Regions from separate parts of the Mus musculus genome. Here all the other regions are linked to region 4. The links are chromatin loops, found by intact Hi-C in ENCODE. Cell type or tissue: left cerebral cortex. All regions are shown on one strand. Links, peaks and the distances in the headings refer to the core of each region. The heading gives the core; the rest is flanking DNA.

The links. Peaks named below come from ENCODE experiments on the same cell type or tissue, not always from the same donor. Only the 100,000 strongest peaks of a DNase experiment are listed, where the experiment ranks them.
Region 1: it touches region 4 in a loop (4-fold over the local background); 6 of 42 quality-filtered maps call a loop at or near these places.
Region 2: a loop joins it to region 4, with 7 times the contacts of the local background. A loop is called at or near these places in 4 of 42 quality-filtered maps.
Region 3: a loop joins it to region 4, with 6 times the contacts of the local background. A loop is called at or near these places in 2 of 42 quality-filtered maps.

What each region holds. Positions count from the first base shown.
Region 1 is chr5:108,265,476-108,270,976 of GRCm38, reverse strand. It overlaps Dr1 (down-regulator of transcription 1), which reads right to left and starts at 2,080. Exons shown (of 3, transcript NM_026106.4): 1 at 1,168-2,080. The coding sequence starts at 1,387. In left cerebral cortex, for the core only: no CTCF peak of the experiment used is centred there; DNase peaks (open chromatin) are centred at 1,339 and 2,169; H3K4me3 peaks cover 2,649 bases; H3K27ac peaks cover 1,631 bases.
Region 2 is chr5:107,983,321-107,988,821 of GRCm38, reverse strand. Dipk1a (divergent protein kinase domain 1A) reads left to right here and starts at 1,745. Exons shown (of 5, transcript NM_026062.4): 1 at 1,745-1,873. The coding sequence starts at 1,820. In left cerebral cortex, for the core only: a CTCF peak has its summit at 2,495 (motif pointing right); DNase peaks (open chromatin) are centred at 1,004, 1,523, 2,381, 2,820 and 1 more place; H3K4me3 peaks cover 2,325 bases; H3K27ac peaks cover 1,891 bases.
Region 3 is chr5:108,363,729-108,369,229 of GRCm38, reverse strand. It overlaps Gm42517 (predicted gene 42517), which reads left to right and starts at 1,313. Exons shown (of 1, transcript NM_001374743.1): 1 at 1,313-3,675. The coding sequence starts at 1,547. The coding sequence ends at 2,671. It overlaps Gm10419 (predicted gene 10419), which reads right to left and starts at 1,293. Exons shown (of 3, transcript NR_166481.1): 1 at 917-1,293. 9330198I05Rik (RIKEN cDNA 9330198I05 gene) reads right to left here. Exons shown (of 4, transcript NR_155521.1): 4 at 5,365-5,501. In left cerebral cortex, for the core only: a CTCF peak has its summit at 2,212; DNase peaks (open chromatin) are centred at 2,648, 3,025, 3,293, 3,891 and 5 more places; H3K4me3 peaks cover 3,965 bases; H3K27ac peaks cover 3,637 bases.
Region 4 is chr5:108,062,937-108,068,437 of GRCm38, reverse strand. It overlaps Mtf2 (metal response element binding transcription factor 2), which reads right to left and starts at 2,764. Exons shown (of 15, transcript NM_013827.3): 1 at 2,473-2,764. The coding sequence starts at 2,477. In left cerebral cortex, for the core only: a CTCF peak has its summit at 2,717; DNase peaks (open chromatin) are centred at 2,201 and 2,803; H3K4me3 peaks cover 2,749 bases; H3K27ac peaks cover 1,718 bases.

The sequences.
Region 1 (5,501 bases), core at 265-5,264, 200 kb before region 4:
ATTATTTAACACTTAACTTTATAAAAAGGCAATGGTAGAGAACTACCTGCCGAGTATGATTAAATTTGTTCCTTTTAACTTTAAATAAAAGTAATCAAGAAATTGTTCGCATTTCCAATAGATTATTATAAAACAGAAGTGACTGTCTCAAACTGAATGCAACCTTCTCCTAAGAGTTCATGAAAAACCACAGAAAGTACTTCCCAAAATTTGCCAAGAGCACTTTTGTCTCCTTTTCCTGTAACCATCAAAGTCTCCTAGTCTTTTCCAGCATAAGGAAGAAACTGTCGAAACTTTTAGATGTGCTTTTCAATAAAAGATAAATGTATAAACACATCCAAAGGGGACCAGCAGGCGAGAAGGACCGGCAACAGAATGCTGACTAGCGTGTGTCAGGCCCTACGTTCAAGCCCCAGGACTGTCGTTCCCGCCCTGCCCCAGTCATCTTTTACAAATAATCTTCAAAGAACAATCAATAGTTGGAGGGAGTCAAAAAGAAAAAAATGTGGTGCTCGCTTTGGTTACCTGGTGATGACTGTTCCACCTTCTTAGCGATTTTAAAGCAAAAATATACTTCCTTTTTGAAAAGCAATTAACTTTACAACACTTAACACACTCATGTCAATATTTTTTTTTAACTCAATGCTAGGACCCTTGTGCAAGATTGCTAGATGATACACCACTGACCTCCGTCACCAGCCCAAGGGTTTTTCCTACCCCTGTGTTCAAAAATGAATCTTTTCCTCGATACAGGTGAGGGAGAGGTACTCTCTGACTCAACTCATGCTCGAAGTTCTAAAATTTAACTTTCCAAGAGAGAACTTTGAGTTTCCTTTCTCAGTTGTTATTATCCACGTTTAGCTGTGGGCAGTCAATTCTTGTTGTTTTAAGACCTGATTGGAAACTGTACTAGTGAGGGGTTGCGGATGTCTGTTGACCCTAATGTCTGCACTCCTTATTTGCACTAGCCGGATGAAAACAATGTCAGAAGAATGCTACATAGGTGTTTTCTTAAGGTACAAGCTGTCTCTATGCCGTTTTGACTTTTCATTAACTGTGCTTACTAGTGAAGTGGAATGAAGGCTCTGTGACGCCAAGTGGTTACTCTATTAGCTTGACTGTTCCCCTGATCCTTCATCGAAACCAAATCCCACACAAATCGCTTACCTTGTATAACATGCTCTGGTGAAATTGTCTTCTTTTCTGACTTGTTACAAATCTCGTTGGCTTCAGAAGATATAAGGTGAATGAATTCCGTGCAGCAGTTCACTACCAGCTCTCGGGCATCGTTGGCCACCCGGACATTAGGAAGAGTCTCTTTGATCATCTTATTTATAGCAGCTCTGGGGATAGTGAGATCATCGTCGTTGCCAGACGAGGAAGCCATCGTATCTTCCTGTCTTTCAAGCCCCAACTTTTAAACTCCTCGCCTCTGGTCCACCACTCCACGAAGATTTCTCAACAGGCTGTCCCTGGAGAGGGATGTTGGGGTCCGGGAAGCTCAGAGAAGAGAGTGCAGAAACCAGGAAGGAGGGCTGGAGGGCAGGGAACACCCACTGTGTGAGAGATTTTAGTGGGAATATGAAGGAAAGGTCAGGGGGCTGAGGGTTCTAGGGACACCACTCCCAGGGCTGGAGAACCACCCTGCGTGTCGCCTCAAACGGACTGGCGCTGTCGTCTAACCGAACCTAAACGGCACGGGAGCGCACGCAAGACAGAGGAATACCCGCCCGGCCGCGGTCCCGGGCGGACACTGAGCAGGGTCAGCTCTACAGAGCCGGAGCCCCCGAGGACGCCGCCACCAGCAGCGGTTGCAGCCGCCTCGGCCAAACCATCCTTCAGGCACCCGCGCCGCCGCCTCACAACATGTCTGCCGAAGCCGCAGCTGAGCGCACGCCGGCTGCCTGGGAAACCAAGTGGACCGGGCCGAACACTGCGGGAGCCGCAGCGGCCAAGCGTGTGGCCGAGAGCAGGCTGTGCGAGCAGGAGCGGCGCTAACGGTGGTCTCTCTACGGGCCGGGGAAGGAGGTTTGCCGCAAGCTGATCCCGGCACGCTTTGCGCCACCGGAAGTCGAACTCCCCAGGTCCCACCCGCCCTCCTCGATGGATTTCCGTGTGCACGCCCCGCCCCTACCCCCTCCCGGACGGGCGGGAGCCGCGGGGCTTGGCAGCCCGCAGCTTCCGCCTGCCGCTCCCCCACGCACGGCGACCCGGCGTCTCCTCCGTCGGGCCCTGGAGCTCGCTTGCTCTGCGGGCAGAAGGGCCCGCGGAGGGCCACGTGGCAGGGGAGCCCTGGTCCTTACTAAAGAACTTCCTTTTCCTATCTCCTTAGCTGTCGGGATTAGGGCGCGGAGTGAAAAGAGCAGAGTGGGGAGGACAGGCCTTTACAACTACTTCACAGCATTCAGATCAGAGCTCCCTGTTCTCATTTGTGAGAAAGAAATGAAGCCTTCAAAGAAGTGGCTGTCCTCGGTACCACAAGTGGCTAAGTCAGGAAACTGGTAGTCTGATCTAAAGTAATGAAAATGTTTGGCATACCATGAGCTATGGCCCTCTGCATACTTGCTTTTGAAAGGAAGACAAGAAAAAAAAAAGGTTTATCTTATGAGAGTCCGATATCTGCTTCGTTCCAAGTGATTACTAATAACTAGTGCCACGTTCATCACAGAAATCACTTTTTTTTTTTTTTAAGATAAGCTCAGCTGGGCGACAGTGGCTCACGCCTTTAATCCCAGCACTTAGGACACGACACTCAGGCAGGCAAATCAAGTTCCAGGACAGCCAGGGCAATACAGAAAAAACCTGTCTCAACACACGCAAATCCTCACATACTGTCACATTAATTAATAGTGGAAAGTTGTAACTTTTGAAAGGACTAAGCCAGTTAAATCTACGTGCACAGTTTAGTTCATCGTGTTCTTTGTTGATAGACTGGCAGCTGGACTGTGGCAATGCTTTAAGATGTCTGGTTTCCAGGAGACTATCATTGTCAACCATCCCCTCCTACCCACCTTACTAGATGCAGCTTCAGCACTGAGCTAGAACACCAGCCTTGAGTTAATTTTTTCATTCAACATTTTCTCCAAAATGCTTGCTGGGAACTAAATATTCTTCATTATATCAGTGCTAGTAAGTTCAATCTTTGATTATAAAGAACAAGTTTCTTCTTCAAAATAAGTAAATTTTGGTTCAGATGTATAAAGACCTAGATAAAATATTAAAATCTAGATGGAATGTTAAGTCCTAGGTAACTGTTACCTGGTTAGCCTGCCATTTTGTGCTATTACTATATTATAAGCAAACTTTCTCATATGGGAGTCATGTCTACAGAGTGCTTCTGAGTTCTCCCAAGCCACTGTCTAAATTGTTTATACCTGCAACCCCAGCTTTTCTTTATTTTATTTTATTTTATTTTATTTTTGCTTTTTGAGACATGGTTTCTCTGTGTACCCCTGGCTGTCCCGGAACTCTATAAACCAGGCTGGCCTCAAACTCAGAGAGACTTGCCTGCCTCTGCCTCCCAAGTGCTGGGATTAAAGGTCTTGGCCACTGCAAATGAGTTCAACTCCAGGTTTGAAGTACAGTATTTTTAACTTTAAAAGTTCACAAGATTTTAAAGATGAAAAAGAAGTATAAAAACATAAAGGAAAATGTCAGTAAAGACTTTACACATTTAAAGGACTATTGTAAATGAAGTCACATGGGAAAATGGTACAGAGAAATATTTCTGGAAAATCAAACTAGTAGGAGTCAGAAATGGTGGCACCCAGCTGCAATGCCTGCATTGGGGAAGATAAGGAAAGAGGATTGATAACTCAAAGATGGACTCTGGACAGCATAGTACAGCTGCAAACTGTAAGGACATAAATGAAAGAGGTGATATCACTTTGTTAAAAGGTCAAAAAGAAATGATATGTGTCAACAAGAAGCTAATGGGGCAGAATGGGGAAGGAAGGCTTTTCATGTAGTGGTAAAGACTAAAGAAGCAAATGGCAAAACAGCTTGAGAGAGAGGCAAGGGCAGTGAAAAGCTGTAAAAACCTGAAGACACACGTTCAGTGGAAAAGCAACAGCAGAGCAATTGAAAACATATTTTTAAAGGTAAGGCCCAGCATGATGGTACAGGCCTTTAATCCTAGCACTTGGGAGGCAGAGGCAGGTAGATCTCTATGGGTTTAAAAGTTCAAAGCCAGCCTGGTTCAGGGTGATTTCCAGTGTAGACAAGACTACCAGAGAAACCCTGTCTCAAAGAAACAAATATAAAAACAAAGAAATAAAAAATCTGGAAGTTACTGTATGTGTTACTGTATACCTATAATCCCAGCTCTCTGGAGGCTGAAACACACACACAGACACTTCCCCACCCCATCCCCCAATTTAAAGCCACGTTGGGCTACAGTGTGAGTGGAAACCAACCTGGGCCACAGCAAAATCTTGTCTTGAACAATATCAAACAGCAACAACAACAAAAAAGAGGCCTAGAATTTGGAAACTGTTTCTAATCAATTCAGTTGTCACTGTTACACTTCCAAGTGTCAACTTTGTAACTAAGTTTTTTAAAAAAATAACAACTTGAGGTGATAATCCCTTCATAAATGATAAATTTAAAATGTGTTGTTACATGTTTTAAATGATTTGAACCTTGAGTCTAATTCAGTTCTGCTGTTTTGCAGAACCATTTGCAGGGCCAGAAAGCCTGGCACTGTGATCAATCCATAGTGGAAGAAGAGAACTGATTCCCAGAGTTGTCCTCTGATCTTAATTTGTGTGTTATAGCAAACACAGGTACAGACACACACACACACACACACGCACACACACACACACTCACTCACTCACACACACACATACTCTCTCTCACACAAAGAGAGAGAGAGAGAAAGAGAGAGAGATTTAAAATTTTAAAGCATTTGCAGCTAGGCATGATGACACATGTCTATAATCTTAGTATTTTGAAGGAAGAAGCAGAAGAATTGGGTGTCCAAATTCATTATCAAGTACACACAGTGAAGTGGAACACATTGTAATCTATCTTACACATGTAATTAGTTCCAGCACTCAAAGTCAGCCTGGCTATTGCCAAGACTTTCTACAAACTAATGGCAAAGTCCTGTTGCTGAAGACAACACCTAAACAACTCACTGAACATGGAGAAGTCAATCTAGTATCTACCTAGCGCCTTCACCCCAACTGATCAGTGTTCATGGTACTGGAAGGGACTCGGCATGCTACCAGAGGAGAAAGGTAAACACCAACCCAGCTACAAACACTTCAGTCTACAAATATGACTTGATTTGCAAGATATGTTAGTGCCATACAGGCACAAAGTTTGTGGGAGTAACCAACTAATATCTGATTTGAGTTAAGGCCCAGACCAGGAGATGGAACCCATACCTAATGCTACTTGGGTAGCCAAGAATCTGAGACTAGGTAGTCCAGGGACCAAATATTCTGCTAAAGGAATATAGCAACAAAATTACTCCTAACAACATTCTGCTATAC
Region 2 (5,501 bases), core at 125-5,124, 79 kb after region 4:
TTTATTATTTATTGCCTGTCTTCTCATCTCCAAAATGTAATATCCATAAAGTTAGGAATTCTGCCTGCTTTGTCTTTTTGTGTACATAGCAAAAAAATTTGAACAGTGTCTGGATGCTAAGAAAATACTTATTGCAGAGCTGGAGAGATTGCTCCGTGGTTAAGAGGGCTTCTGGCTGTTCCAGAGAACTCGAGTTTGGTTCCCAGCACCCAAGTTGGGCAGCTTAAAACCAACTGAAATTCCAGCCCCAGGTGTTCTGATGCCCTCTTTTGGCTTTTATAAGCAATCACACAAATATGGCAGACATACACATATAAATAATAAAATCTTAAAAAAAAAAAAAAAAAGGGCTGGTGAGATGGCTCAGCAGGTAAGAGCACCCGACTGCTCTTCCGAAGGTCCGGAGTTCAAATCTGAGCAACCACATGGTGGCTCACAACCATCCGTAACGAGATCTGACTCCCTCTTCTGAAGTGTCTGAAGACAGCTACAGTGTACTTACATATAATAAGTAATAAATAAATCTTTAAAAAAACAAAAAACAAAAAAACAACTAAAGGAAACCGGTAGGATCCGTCCTTTCCTCCTTCTTCCTTCCCTCCCTTTGTCTGTCTTTGTCTTAAGTAGCTCCGGTTGGCCAAGTGCTGGAATTACAGGCATGAGTCACCATGCCCAGCTCATATTTACTTTTACTTTAGAAATTACTGAAGTCATTTAATTAAAAGTGAAAGTCAGTGGCTCATGCACTTCTTTGCGAGTAACAAAATATTATCCAGGTTAAAGACCTGTTTCCAGAAACTGAAAGCACTAGAAACATAAAGTACGGCATAGCAAGGGAAAAAAATGAAGTAGGACCTGCATCTCCCTGCATTGAAGTCACTCAGATCAATAGCTGTACTCCTCCCAGGGTGGCCCCTTCTCCCTTATTTGGCCATCAGTGTCAACAGAAGAAAGCAACGCCTTGAGGTGTATAGCCTTAACTGAGCTGCTCTGCTATATCCTAGAAGGTCTCCTGCCTTCACTGTATTTATCCGGCATTTATTTATTTAATTATGTATTTAACGTGTGAATCATGATTCTGTGGTAGAGGCAAGAAAACTCTGAGGCTGTTTTGCAAACAATGCAAACTTCAAAAAGTCGAAATGGTAAAAAAGAAAGAAAAAGAAATAAAAGAAAAAAATTGCATTAAATTTAAGGTACGCAAAGAGGCGAAGTGTCTGGAAGGCCACGCAGAACTGAGCGGGAAGGAGTCCCTTCCTCCCCTAGATAGCGGTGGTCGCGTCTCCGGAGAGCCTCCTTTCCCTGGAGAGGATCTATGAGTTAGTTGGTCGCCTAGGATGCAGCTCTAAGCATCCACAGAATTTCCGTGCAATCCGCTCGCACAGGTCCAGAGCGCGGACGGCGGGACTCCGCGCGTGAAGCCGCAAGCCTCACAGTGAAGTGGGCGCTCCACGGAGCCCACGTTTTGCGCACCCCCGTGCTGCTCGCACCCGCCTCGGCCGTACCCCTCCCCCGTCCGCGCCTCCCCTTTAAGCACGGAGGCGCAGGCGGATTTGTGTCGGCGGACGCGAGGCTCGACTCCCCTTTATGGCGGAGCCCCGCGCCCGCGCCTTGACGACCGCCGCGGCTGGCGGTGGGGGTGGGGTTCTGCGCGCGGAGCCGGCCTCCGCTACCCGCCGCCCTCGCCGCAGCGCGGCCCCGGGGAGCGCGCGCCGGGGGCGGGCCGTGGGCGGGCCGGCGGGGCAGGGGCGGGGAGGCCGGCGGGCGGCCGCGCTCGGGTCCGCCTCCGACTGCGGCGCGGCGGGGCGATGTGAGTGCCATGGCGAGGAGTCTCTGCGCGGGGGCCTGGCTGAGGAAACCCCATTACCTCCAGGTAGGCCGGCCGCGGCCCCGCCACGCGCCCTCCGCTCCGCGCCACGCGGGACTCAGCGCCCCGTCCTCCCTCCGTGCGCGCCCCGCCGCCTCCTGCGGACCGGCACCTGGCGGCGCGCCCTCCCAGCCCTGGTCCCGCTCCTCGGGCGCCGCCCCAGCCCTGAGCCCCTCTGAGTCCCGGCCCCGGACGCGCCGCGGTCCCTCCTCTGCGTGCTCTCCCGCTTTCCCCAAGGGCCCCCCCTCGACCTGCCATTCCTGACTCTGTGTCTGGGGTAGGAAAGGGTGGTGTGTCATTCCTCCATGCTCCACAGAATCGTGACCGATTGTCATACCAGTGGTTCCCCAAGTCCCAGCCAGTAGCTGTGCCTCGTGCAGATCCCCTGGGTTTGGTGTTCTCATCACATCTCTGGTTTAAATGGGAGGGAGGAGTAGGCAAGCTCGATCGAGGCGATGCTTTTGCAAAAAGGGGATGGTGACCGTTGTACGGCTCTTCACTCAGCCCGCCAGCAGTGCGAACGCAATTCACAGTCACGTCGTGTGTACTGTTGCCGTGTTAATTTTTCATGATTTTCTGTTCCGCTGTCAGTAGGCTTTAGAACCCTCCTGCTGCTTTGGTGCACTGTTTGGTCACCAGGGGGACCTAGTAGACGTCGTGAGTAGCTGAGCACAAATCCATAGCTCGGATGGAAAAACAACTACAAATCAATGCCTCACACATTGGCAGTATTGTTATATGTCTCTAGAGGACACTGCTTACATTAAAAGGCCTGACGACATGGGACGTGTATTTAGGTCAGTTGTTGGTGTGCTTCTTATGAGTATGGAAAAAAAAGAAAAAGTTGAGGAGAAACCGTTACTGTCCAAATAAATCTTATATTTTAATTTGAAATTTGCAAGTGTAAGTCATTACATCGAAACGAGAGAAACCCAGATTGAGAGACTGACTTGACAACTCATGGTTTTAAGGGTGTAAAACTGAATGTTTGTAGCAGCGCCACCAGAAATAGTTGTGCCTTGAGTACCAGTATTAGAACCTAGTCTAGCATTCCACCCCTCCAGGTTAAAGTATTTGGGCATGTTTAAAATCTTTGAACTTAAACTACTTAGCTTTCTATTATTAATTTTTGGAGTTGGTAGAGCTTTAGGCTTTAGTTTTGGCTTTAAATGTTTTCCACAGATGTGAATGCAATCTTTGGCGCTATAACTGTACAAAGGTTTTCTGATGTGGTTAAGGTTAGAAATTAAGAGTTCTGGATTCAATCCCCGACACCACGCAAACAAAATTAGTTTTACAAATAGTTATGCTTACATTAATGACAAACACTTAGTGTGTTTCTTACTTTTCTGAATTTGCATCGTTATCAATGATGAAATTAGGGTAAGCTTGCTAGTGGGCTAATATTAAGATTATTAATTTTTAAAAATGTTTAAACTATTTAAATACCAGCACTTGGGAATCAGGCCTCTGAGTTTGAGGCCAGCATAGTCTACATAACAAGTTCGAGATTAGTGACGACTACATAGAGAAATTTTGTCTCAAAAAAATTTAAAGGTAAACTTAAGATTTAAAGGACAAGTTCTCATGTGACACAGATTGACTTAGAACTCTCGAGGTAGCTAAGGATAACCTTGAATTTCTGATCCTCTTGCTTTTAAGAGCTTGTGATTGCAAGGGTATGAATGAATGGCACAGTTGAGAGTCCAGTGTTTTCCCCAGGAGCTTCCTCCCATCGAAATCTCCAAATAGGCCAGGGAGTCCCAGGAATCCCCCTGTCTCCACTTAGTCAGGTCTGAGATTGCAAGGATGTGCAAATCTGGACGCCAAGTGCTTGGAGAGCAAGACCTTTACAGACTGAGCTAACTCTGTAGCCGCCTCCTCTTCCTCTTCCTCCTCCTCCTCCCCCTCCTCCTCTTCCTCCTCCTCCTCCTCCTTCTTCTTCTTCATAGATCATGCTTAGCATTAACTTAGTATTAGCTAAATTTGATTTGTCATGGAGAGGGTTTCTTGTGCACTGTCTTTTGGCAAAAGAAAATAAAAAAACTTTAACAGCCTGTGTATGTTAGAACACACACACACACACACACACACACACACACACACACACACTTTTTGAGACCAAGTCCCAGTCTTGCACAGGCTGGCCTTGAATTCCCAATCTTCCTGTTTCTGATCTTCCTGTTTCTACCTCCCTAGTGCAGGGTTTACAAGTGTGCCCAGTATACAGTGCTTCAGGGAAACTAGTTCTTACACTTTGTTTTGAGGGAATACAGATACCCGTTTTGAGGGGGTTTTGTTTTTACTTTTGTGTTCTTTTGAGATAAGGTCTTGCTATGTATTGTGCTGGCTGGCTTGTACTGGATATGTATATAGGTTAACCTCAGACTCATGGTGGACCCTCTGTCATAGCCTCTCAAGTGCTGGGATAACAGGCATGCCCAGCCACACCTGCAGATACCTGATGTCAATAATATTTCTGATAAGGTACATTTGTGTTGTTGGTTTTTCGTGACAGGGTTTTTCTGTAGCTCTGGCTGTCCTGGAACTCACTTTGTAGACCAGGCTGGCATTGAACTCAGAAGTCCACCTGCTTCTGCCTCCCAAGTGCTGGGACTAAAGCACGCGTCACCTCGCCCTCCAGGTACATTTTAAGTTACAGTGAGGCTGTAACCATTCAACAGGTATGGGAGATGCTCTTACCTTGTGGGTAGGGAAACAGCAAGGTAGATTTATTTCCAAGAGGAGGGGAAGATAAATGGCCTGGAAAGTTTTTGAAACCAGTTTTATATCCTTGGCAGTTGTTCTTGTTTGTCTCAACTGGGTGGGGCCAAAGGTCACTTATGTCCTTATTTAGCCCTTAGAGAGTTTAAGTTTCTTTTTCCCTATTTTTTCCTTAGTATTTTTTTCTCTAAATTTTTTTCATACAATATATTTTGATCATATTCCCACCCCACCCCCAGCTTCTCTCGACCTCTCTGTCCACCCAACTTAACGTTCTCTCTCTTTCAAAAAGCCCTCACAAAAACAAAGATTAAAACAAACAAAAATAAGACAAAAAAGCCAAAACAAACTAAACAAGCAAAACAAAATGAAGACATTTTTTATTTTATGTGTATGAATGTTTTGCCTGCCTGTGTATGTGTGACATGTTTATGTGCATGCTGCCTGTGGCGGATAGGAGAGCACACCATATCCACTGAAACTGGAGTTAACATGTGGTTGTGAGCCACTATGAGGATGCTGGGAACTGAACCTGGGTCTTTTTTTCAAGAGCAGTGAGTCCTTATAACCCAGGAGCTATGTCTACCCCCTCCCCCATAATTTAGAGGGGGAAACTTAATAATTTGACTTGCTTGTCAAGGACCTTTCCTCACAGAATTCCCATCAACCCAGATGTCACTGGTAGTTACTGCCACTTCTAGAAAATTAAGCATTTTGAGCTAGTTAAAAATAAAACAATAACTGGGCACACACCTTTAATTCAGCACTCTGGAGGGAGAAGCTGTTGGATCTCTGTGAGTTCAAGGCCAGCCTGGTCTACAAAGAGAGTTCCAGGACAGTCAGAGTGACACAGAGAAGCCCTGTTTGGAAAAACAAAACAAAACAAAACAACAACAACAACAACAAAACC
Region 3 (5,501 bases), core at 175-5,174, 300 kb before region 4:
AGCCCCCGAGCTGCCTCGGAGAAATGGGTGCGGCTTCCCCAGGCAATACAGCTCTTGGTTTTGGGAGGGTCTCTGACCTTAAGGAGCAAAAAATAGTAAAGTCCCCAGGCCTTTTCCTGACTTGAACCTGCTGTGGGAAAGACCGATGCGCAGGCGCGTTCTCTCCACCGCTCCCTCTTCCCCGCGCTCGCACCCGGCTTCTCCCAGCCCTAGCTTACGGCGCAGCCACGGCAACCAGCGGTTCCGAGGCTGCTGCGCAGGCGGCCTAAAATCACCCACACCCGGGACTGCGGACCAGAGCGAGGTTGCCGGCGGGAGGCCTCCAGTGGTCCAAGTCCAGATTTGGGCTACTACAGCATTTTCCCTTCTCGCGCACTCTAGCGCAGGCAGAATTTATTCACTTGAGTGTGACTGCCAGATCTGAAAACAGAACTGGACTCAAAGCTGAACTCACCTGAGGTTTTCTCCCCAAGACTTACTTCATCCTGGCCTTGCTCCATGGCTGGTCCTCTGAGAGAAATCTCAGGCCAATTCTCCCGTATACCCTATTCACAATCCCTACAATACTCTACCCACGCCTCAAGGCAACACCTTTTCTTGCACATTCACCACACACACACACACACACACACCACGCTTGGACATTGCCCATACTCTGTGTTCACCCTACGCACATCTTGGAATGCTCCCCGCTCCCCGCCACAAAACATATAAGGGCACACCACCCTCACATACCCCATACTATATACATTCTATGCATACCCTTCATACATGTACACAACACACTTTCCTACATGTCAGCACTTCCCAAAGAAACATACTTCGTCCTCCATCCCCGAATACCCTGCCCACTCTCCTCCATTCCTTCTGAACACATCCCCCTTCCCCATTTCTTCCTCCAGGCTCTCCCTCATACCTATTTATTGCTGTACCCTCACCAACTTCTTCGGTTTTCTCAGTCCAGTCAGGTGGGCGTGGAGTCAAGCTGCCCAGTGCATTGGGAAAAGCGAACTCAGGGCGTGCAGAGGTGGGAGGTCCTGGGGGTGGGGCCCAGGGGGGTCCCAGGAGAAGGAGGCCTGGGTGGAGTGGCAGTCCTAAGGCGGCGAGCTCTGGACAGCGGCATTGCCAGGGGGGAGGGCAGGAAGGCGGAGACTTAGCGAGGGCCCCCTCTCCTAGGGGAGGTCCGGAGGGGCGTCCTGGGGGCCAGAGGGTCGGGAGGGGGCCGCGGAGGGTGGTGTCAGGGAGAGGCGCGCGGGGCCGCGGGGAGGGGGGGCCGCGCGTCCGGGGATCGGCGCCGCGGTCTGGGGAGGGGGCGCGCGCACCTTGCGGTTTTCCGCGCCGGCTTGATTCCCGGTGCGGGGTCGCGGCGGCGGCGGGAGGCGGAGGATGCGGGCTCCAGTGACAGCGGCGCGAGCCCGGGAGGACGCGGGAGGATGAAGAGGAGGCCGGCGGTCCGGCCGCGCGGCGCCGGGAGGAGGCGCAGGCGGCGGGGGCGGCGGCGGGCGGCGGCGGGCGCGCCGGGTGCGGGCCGGCTCCGGCGCGGAGGATGAAGTGGAGCGTCCGCGGGGCCTGCGCCGCGCTTTCCTCCTGCCTGCTGCTCGCCTGCGCGCTCAGCGCCGCCGCCGTCGGCCTCAAGTGCTTCTCACTGGGCTCCGAGCTGCGCGGGGAGCCGTTCCGGCTAGGGGCGGCCGCCGGAGCCTTTTACTCGGGGTTGCTGTTGGCTGCCGGCCTCTCTCTGCTCGGCGCCGCCCTGCTGTGCTGCGGGCCCCGGGAGGCGCCCCTCGCCGGGTCAGGGGCCGGGCCCGGCCCGGGACTCAGGGTCCCCGCATCTCCAGCTGGCGCTCCGGAGCCCTCTCCTGGAGAAACGCGGGCGGCTGCCGGGCCCTCGGGACCGGTGAACAGCCAAAACCTGCTGCTCCTAGGCGTCCTGGTCTTCATGCTTGGGGTTCTCAGCGCCTTTGCGGGAGCAGTGATCGACGGCGACACGGTGTCCCTGGTGGAACGCAAGTACTCCCACTATTGCCTGCCCCCGCGCACGCCGGCCGCTGGCCCTGGCCAGGGCACTGGCTCTGTAGCCCCAGGCACAAACACGCAGCGCTCCCGCAGCAACCTGGACAGCAACACGACCGCCAAATGCCGCCAGTTGAAAGACTACCAGCGCGGCCTGGTGCTCTCTACTGTATTCAACTCGCTCGAGTGCCTGCTGGGCCTGCTCAGCCTCCTGCTGGTCAAGAACTACAAGTCGTCGCAGGCCCGGCGCGGCCGCAGGGGCCGGCGGAGGGCAAGCCGATCTTTGGGGCGACAACGGGGCGGACCCGGGCTCCGCGCTCAGCCGCTAGCCTCCCGGACCCGGCGCGGCCGCCGGGGCAAAAGGGGGCGGCGGCTGCAGCCACGGCCCAGCGAGGCCTCCATCCTATCCCCGGAGGAGTCCGACTTCACCACCCCAGGAGATTGCGCGAGCTTCGCAGCGCACCACGCTGTGTCCTACATCAACGTGGGCGTCTTCCACGCGTTTGACGAGGCGGGCGTGGAGGTGTGCTGTGGCGGGCACCCGTCGGTGGAACTGCCAGGGTATGCGCCCTCGGACCCCGACCTCAACGCCTCCTACCCCTATTGCTGCCGGCCGCCCTGTGAGATGGCGCGCCCTTGGGAGCCTAGCCGAGCCTGCTGAGTTCAGGCCCGATTCCCCACAAGACACCCAAAAGGGCAGCAGTCAGGCGTTGCGTGGTGTTGTGCCTGCGTGGGGCTTGGCACTTATTCTGGCCCGGCCTTGTGATATCTGCCAGACTCTAGGTCACTATATGGTATTCTCCTTTCTGTGTGAGGAGGTGTCTCCTTTCTGTGTCGTTCATATCCGGACTCCATTTAAAGTTTACAATAAATGTTTGGGGTGGGCTCGCCGATCACACTTCTCTTAGGCAAGTCCATACCCCAGGACTGTGCTTGGAGGTCCTGGGTCGAATGGGCAAGAACAGAACGCCTAGCAAAGGTGATTTCCTGTAGAGGACCTCAGCTGAGAGTGCAAAGCAGTTGGAACTGTAGGAACAGAAGTAAAGACCAACCAACAGCAACACTTTGTACCCGGATGTGCCTGCTTCTGTCGACACTTTCTTACTGTAAAGCTCTCCATAAACAGTGAAAATGTTTGGTAAATTTATTGCAATTTGACATTGGTGAGTTCCTTTATTAAATTGATTGCTATGTTATTGGAGAATGTCCATCAGCTTGGAATTGGAGGATGTCTACATGCAAATCAGCATGGGGGAGAGTGGCTGAATTGGGACATACAAATGCTGAGTTAGAACAGCTGTGTTCTGCTAGCTGGTTGACTAGGTCCAACCTGTCTCTGAGCTAACAGCTGTGTGAAGAGACACTGATGCCAGACCCCTGCATTTCAGTTTTTGGAACCGGTTGTGTGGTTTCTACTGCAAAGCAGTAGGCTTTATTTTTGGTTAATACATATGAACAGTTTAATCCTATTTTAAAAAAATCAAAGTCTTAGTTTTTCTGCAAAATAATTTTCCTGTTAACTCAATAATCTGGTGATTTTAACTATATAGCATTTCATTTAAATACACCACTCTAATAGCCTTAATGAATGTGAAGGACATACCTTTAAGTGAGTATAATATGCGTGTAACCATTTACACACAATATGAAATGAGTTCTATATGACTGGAGTGTCTCCATCCTTCTGGTGGGCTGGCTGGGAGCCAAGCAGGCTTTAAGTGTTGGGAAAAGGTGATCTGACCTCCATGTGCCTGGACCTGTGAGACCAGGCAGGTGGTGCCTCACAGATGAGTTGGGAGCAGAGCTCTGACCCATGTGGAGGAGGGGAACAGCTCCTCTGCACGTGCCAAGCGCCACAGGCTACAAGAGTAACGGAAACCCTGAGCAGTGTCTTCAGTGTGCAAACGGCTACTTCTGTGCAGAGGAGGCACAGTTCCCAGTCACAGGCTGTGTGATAAGGCCTTTCCTCAACTCCCAGATGCCCTGCTCAGAGCTCCCCCTGTATCCCTGGTGACTGTAAGCATCCTACCCCAGTTACAACCTGGCTAGCTGCCCTCTACAGCTAGGACACTAGAGGAGGAGGTTGCCCAATCCCATTTCCATGAAGAACAGTGAGGTCTGACACCAGCCACGGGCCAAGCTGCTGAGGACTGGTCTTGCCTCTGCTTAGACATTTCCTCTGAAGCTTGAGGATCTGATCAAAGCATCAACAAGTTCAGTCTTGGCAGCTGTATTTAAAGCCACCCCAAGGAAGCCATCACTCGTGCTCTTTGCATTCTCGCCTCTATCAGACCTTTGATCTTTTGGGGCAAGGAGAGAGAAGAGGCTAAAGCTCCTGCTGAGGTCCATTCCGTCCAGCTCTCCAGCTTAAGCAGAAATGTTGCAAATGGCAGTGTACACTGACTTAAGATGCTTTCTCTTATCTACCCAAATCCAAACATGTGATGTGGATGGACGTTTACAGCTGAGAGCAACGACCTCACAGGTGGCTACTGGCCATTCTCCTGGGTCCACTCAAAAGCCTGTGGATTCCCACAAGCAGCCTAGGTGGAGTGGGTCTATGGGTTGCATAGATGCATCAAGATCCAAACTGGTCCTTTGGTCCCCCACCCCCGAGACATTTAGTCATGCACATTTCACATAGCTCTAAACCTTAAATGCCTCATGAGTCTTTTAAATTGTCTATTAAGGTCAGTAGTCTCTCTACATTTTAGGTGTTTTGTTTTCTTTTGTTTTTTGAACAGAAGTTTTGTAGAGAGGACTTGGGTGGACAAACCCAGATACCAGGGAAGGCATTGTGACATTTGTGTATATTGTCAGTTCAGGGCAACAAGGGGAACCTGGGGTGTGGGAGGTGAGGGCTTTCCCTTACACCTCTCAAGACAAATGAATTACATGAATGTTTCAAGATTTGGTGTTCCTAACTCCCAAGTACATAAATATCACTAGCTCCACTTTTCCAAGGTGGATATGAGATATGTGGGGTAGCAAAGTTTCACTTTCAAAGTTTACTGGAGAAAAAGAATTCTTGTTCTTGTTATTGTTAAAAGTCAGCTCTCAGGGAACCTGGTGTGGAGAGAGGGTCTTAAGACTGTTACCACCTCGCTTTACATTCTAACGCACAGCAGTTTGATTCGTGTCTGCGCTTCTTCAATGAAGTTTTAAGTAGTTGTCCAAAGCTAATTCATTGTGTTACTTGGCCCTTTTTTACATGTTTTTACATGCTAAGTATTAGTTGTAAGGCACTGTTTGCTCAGCAGGAGAAGCTCACTGTCCTTAGGGCTGGGGGGTTAGTTTTAAGAGGTAAGGACACAGCATGAACTTGGGCAGATGTCAAACAAGCCATGTTTTATTACAGAATCAGTGGACATTGGTGCCTGGGTTTTTAATGCATTGCCTCAGAAGGATGTTCTGTTCTGGGTGACATGAAGTAATACTACACAGCTGAGCCTTCGGATGAAAATTCAGTTAAACAATCATTTAACAACCAT
Region 4 (5,501 bases), core at 377-5,376:
CAGGTTAAATTTTAAAACCACTATAACTGGTGAAAAATATCCTTTATGGGGGCTAGAGACATGTCTCAGCCATTAAAAACACATATTACTCTTGGAGAAGAACTGAGTTTGGTTTCCAGCACTTATTAGGCAGCTCACAACCACCTATGACTCTCATGCTTCTGGCCTCCATGGACAGTAGCACATACCCCCCTAACCCTCCCCCACCACATATGCATTTTTTTTTAATTTTTAAATGTCTTATACATTTTTCCCCAAAATTCAGGGTGTATTCATTTGACAGAATGTTTGTCTTCTTTAATCTCAGCTGTATTACTGTCTTGAATTCAGCTATCTCAATTGCATACTCCATTATGAATCTATTTTGTACTTTCATCATTACTACCATCAAATATCAATTGTGTAACTTGAAGGTGTTAAATGGTGCTTGCCACGTATGCCTGTGCACCCATGTACACGTTTGTGTTTGTGTGTTCATTCTATCATTACTCATTGCTCAAAAATCAAACTGCATACTCTACATGAGCTCTGAACATGTCTATTGTTCAACAACGGTATTTTTAATATTTAAGACCACATATGACACAAAGTCCCCAATATATACTTTTTGAACAAATAAGGAAAAAAAATTCGCCAGGCAATTTTTCAATCCCAGCACTTGGGAGGCAGAGGCAGGTGGATTACTGAGTTCAAGGCCAGCCTGGTCTATACAAAGTGAGTTCCAGGACAGCCAGGGCTATACAGAGAAACCCTGTCTCCAAAAATAAATAAATAAGTAAGTAAATAAATAAATAAATAAATAAGAAAAGGAGAAAACAAAAGGAAAAGAAATCTCCACAGTACACATTTAAATATAGTTGCATACCCAATGATAGTTGCTGATGTGAACTCAAGTAAAGTAATAACAGCCGAGCATGGTAGTGATCTCCATCAGCATTCAGTGTGCAGGTGCAGACAGATCTGTCTTTTCAAGCCAGTCTGGAATACAAAGTGAGTTCCAGGCTGGCCAGAGTTATATAACGAGACCCTGCTTCAAAACTTAAAAAGGAAAAACAAAAAAACAAAAAACAAAAATCCTCCACTTAAAGCATTGTCCAGGGGGCTGGAGAGATGGCTCAGTGGTTAAGAGTGCCGATTGCTCTTCCAGAGGTCCTGAGTTCAATTCCCAGCAACCACATGGTGGCTCACAACCATCTGTAATGGGATCTGATGCCCTCTTCTGATGTGTCTGAAGACAGCAATAGTGTGCTTATATACATTAAATAAAAAAATAAACATTTAAAGTATTATCCAGCATCCTAAAAAGAATCAGTTTTTTTACCCACAATTCTCTCCCAAAAAAGAAATTCCCAAAAGAAAAATTAAAACATAAAGGCTGAAAACAGTCTGCAGAAGTTCCTATGAAGATTACATGGAATCTATTTGAAGGAGAAAGTACTTGCTGCTAGAGAAAACGGAGTCAACCAACCACTAACATATTTCTAGCTCTACTTTGATCTCATGAGGTACTTTTCTATGTCAATTACAGGCTTGTCTGGGTTTTCAAATTCTAACTACTGTTGCATGGTAATATCTTCAACCAAAGTTAAAGGTTTTAAAGAATAAAACAGCATTCCATACCCCTTTTCCTATTGTTCACAATCTCTCGTACCACTCAATAAATCCATCTCTGCCAAAGAAAAAATTAACCACCAAGGACTGCAGATTGTAAATCACAGTTAAGAGTTCTGGCACTATGGAAATGTGTTAAGAAATCCTGGAAAATTTTGGTTAAACCCCTTAGTGCCGTAAGTAACTAAGTTGTAATGATGAATACAAATTATCAGGGCAAGAAATTTTAATTGAACGGAAGAAATGCCTCCAAATAAAAGCTATCTCTTCCCCGTATCAATTCACCTATCACTTCTTCTCTTTAAGCTTCCAGGGCTTGCTTTCCAGGGTATTTTCCTCATCCTCGTACGCTAGCTATCTAGCCCACCACTAGATTCCCCTACCACAATTCCACACAATTCCAGCACCCTCTGGTTCCAAACTGCTACTTTCCTTAGCACCCCTTAAAGTGCCAGTCAGCCCCTCTACTAGGCTCCCCGCATTCTGACGGCTCCTCCCCTCGGTTCCCCACCCCCTCATCACCAGGTTCATCCTGCCCCTCCAACCGTCTCCCGCCCCCAGGTTCCTTCCTGCCCTCCAAACACAGCTTCCCTGTCTCAACGTTTTATCTAATTCCACCAACTGACTCCCGAGCGGGGCGCCCCGCTCCTTCCCCCAGTCCCTATTTTTACCAACATCTCACTGACTACCCCTCCCGATCCATTCTTTCAACATATGCATCAATGCAAAAACACCCCCACACAGGACTCCCTTGCCCAAAGCGGAGCCTCCATCTTTCCCCTTTCTTTTGCTTCCTTTCTTTCGTCTCTCCTCATCCCAACCTCCTCCCAAAGAGTCGGTTCCCAGGCCAAGGTCTCTCACCTCATTCGGTCACTTAAGTGGTGCCAACCGCTTCATACAGGAAAATAGAAGCAATCTCGTTCCCGTGGGCGCTCCCCCGCGAGTCCGGGCACTCCCTGGGCACCCGCCCCAGCGGGAGCCCTGCGCACACGCACACACACACCGAGTTCCTTGGGGACGAGGGTTAGGAAGGAGAATGTGCGTGCTCACACCGGCCTCAAACACAGACCACTTCGCAACAGCCCTTCGCCATTTTGGTTTCCCGCGGACTAGCGGTGCATTCTGGGAGCGCGGAGCTACTCCGGGGCCGAATGGCAGCTCTCCAGAGCCGCAGAGGGGCGGGGCCTGCGCGGCGAGCGCGGAGGAACACCGCGCCCTGCGTCCCGGACCAGCGCTGAACAAAGAGGGACTCTTTAACGTCGCGGTGGAATTAAGTCCTCTTGCTGCCGGTGCAGACACAATAGTGAGCGCAGCGCTTCCCGACGCTGATGCTTGCCTTACTAGGTCTTTTAAAAAGAGAGATCGTGTCCAGTCTTTCGTGCGGTCTTTTTTAATGCCCTCAGAAATAGGATATTGCTCAGTACATCTTGATGGGGTGATTTCCTTTCTGAAGAAAGGAAATTATTAACTGGAAAAAATACTTTTCTTTTACCTTCACCTAGAGGCCTGCTGTTATAATCCCCTTAAGTGGGGAGGAGACCCTGGATGGCAAATTTCGTTCAATGAATACTATCCAAATCCAAACTTATCTGGAATCTGTAATGGGAGATTTTCACTTTTTTTTCCTCTGACGATGAACGAGATTTTTTTTTCCCTGTTTACCTGCTTTGTGACCTTTCCTAATTGTAGTGAAATTTGAGCATACCCTCCTGCAAAGCAGTTGATTGAAGGAACACACAACTTTCATACTATTGCAGGCTTTTATATGAGGCCCAGCTGATAAATGGAATGCATGCTTATATCTTTGACTTATATTTGAATGCAACCCAGCACTTATAGAAACACCTGTAATACGTTTCTATTTTGTGAAAATATTTTCAGAGTCATATACTTTTTATCACAGATTATGTCACAGAGGCAGTACTGAATTTTCTCTCTGAAGAAATACCTCTTATGATCTAAATTCCTTTCACTCATATTTCAAGAGTTCCCTTTAAGCTGGGCGGTGGTGGCGCACGCCTTTGATCCTAGCACTTGAGAGGCAGAGGCAGGCAGATTTCTGAATTCAAGGCCAGCCTGGTCTACAGAGTGAGTTCCAGGACAGCCAGGGCTATACAGAGAAACCCTGTCTCGAAAAACAAAACAAAACAAAACAAAAAAGAGTTCCCTTTACCTAGGTTCTGAAAAATCTGGCAAATAGGCATATTCATATTATACTACATTTTTTTTTCTTTTTTGAAGACAGAGTCTATCTATTATATAGCTCTGGTTGTCCTGGAACTCATTGTGTAGACCAGGCTTGCCTCAAGCTCACAGAGATCTTCCTGTCTCTGCCTCCTCAGTACTGGGATTAAAAGGCCTGAGCCACCATGGCTAGCTTTGTATTATACAGTATATTTTATTCAGTACATTATATCAATCTGTGTCTCTCCCTCTTTCTCTCTCTCTCTGTCTCTCTCTCTCTCTCATGTGTCTCTGTATCTGACTCTCTCACACACACACTGTCTCTCTCTGTCTCTCACACACACACACTCTCTCTGTCTCTCTCACACACACACACTCTCTCTGTCTCTGTCTCTCTCTCTCTCTCACACACACACACACACTCTCTCTCTCTGTCTCTGTCTCTCTGTCTCTGTCTCTCTCTCTCTCACACACACACACACACACACACACACTCTCTTGTCTCTGTCTCTCTCTCTCTCTCACACACACACACACACACACTCTGTCTCTGTCTCTGTCTCTCTCTCTCTCTCTCTCTCTCTCTCTCACACACACACACACACACACACACACAGTAGTTAAGAGCTCTTGAGTACCTGTGTTCAATTCCCAGCACCCACATGACAGATCACAGTGTCTTTAGCTCTAATTCTAAGAGGCAAAACAGCATAGTACATAAAATAAAAATAGGTAAGTCTTTTAAAAGAGGTTGGAGAGATGGCTCAGTGGTTAAGAGCACTGACTGCTCTTCCAGAGGTCCTGAGTTCAATTCCCAGCAACCACACAATGGGTCATAAACTGTAATGGGATCCGATGCCCTCTTCTGGTGTGTCTGAAGAGAAGGACTCTCTTATACATATACATAAAATAAGTAAATATAAATCTTGAAAACAAACTATACATCAGGTGGGTGCCATAATTTAAAACTCGATACAAGGAAACATAATCTGCTTTACACTTTCTGACCTAAACTTTGGCACCTTTGGTCACAAAAAGTGATCTAATACTTTGTAAATTAAAGAACTCTAAGACACCTTTTTTCTGTTTGTTTGTTTGTTTGTTTGTTTGTTTGTTTGTTTGTTGAGATGGGTATAGCTCTGGCTGTCCTGGAACTCACTCTGTAGACCAGGCTGACCTCAGGCTCAGAGATCCTCCTGACTCTGCCTCCCAAGTGCTGGGATCAAAGGCGTGCGCCACCACCTGTGCTTGACACCTCTTTAATTTTTTTCCTATGTAGACATGAGTGATTGGTTTTGTACCACAGTACATGGACTGAGTTGCATATTTTACATACCCAAACAGACCTGGCCTGCAGATTCTCCCAGCATCCCTCAGTCCCTGTCATTCTCTCCCCCAACCCTGAACTTTTCAGCACAGGGGCTGCTGGGCTGCCCTTCCCCCAGAGGCTCTTCCTTATAAAAGTCAGACATTTTGGTCTCTCTCTCTCTCTCTCTCTCTCTCTCTCTCTCTCTCTCTGTACCTCCTCTTCTCTTTCTCAAGAGCACCCTTTTTCTCTTTTTTCCCCCACCCCCATGGTGACATCCTTGGCCTCCTTCTTTAGGGCCAGTGAACTCACTCTCTGGAGAGCAGTTTCCCAATAAACCTGCCTAATCTGACTTGAATTGGCTCATTTCACCAGTAGCAGCAGATGTAATGGACTGACA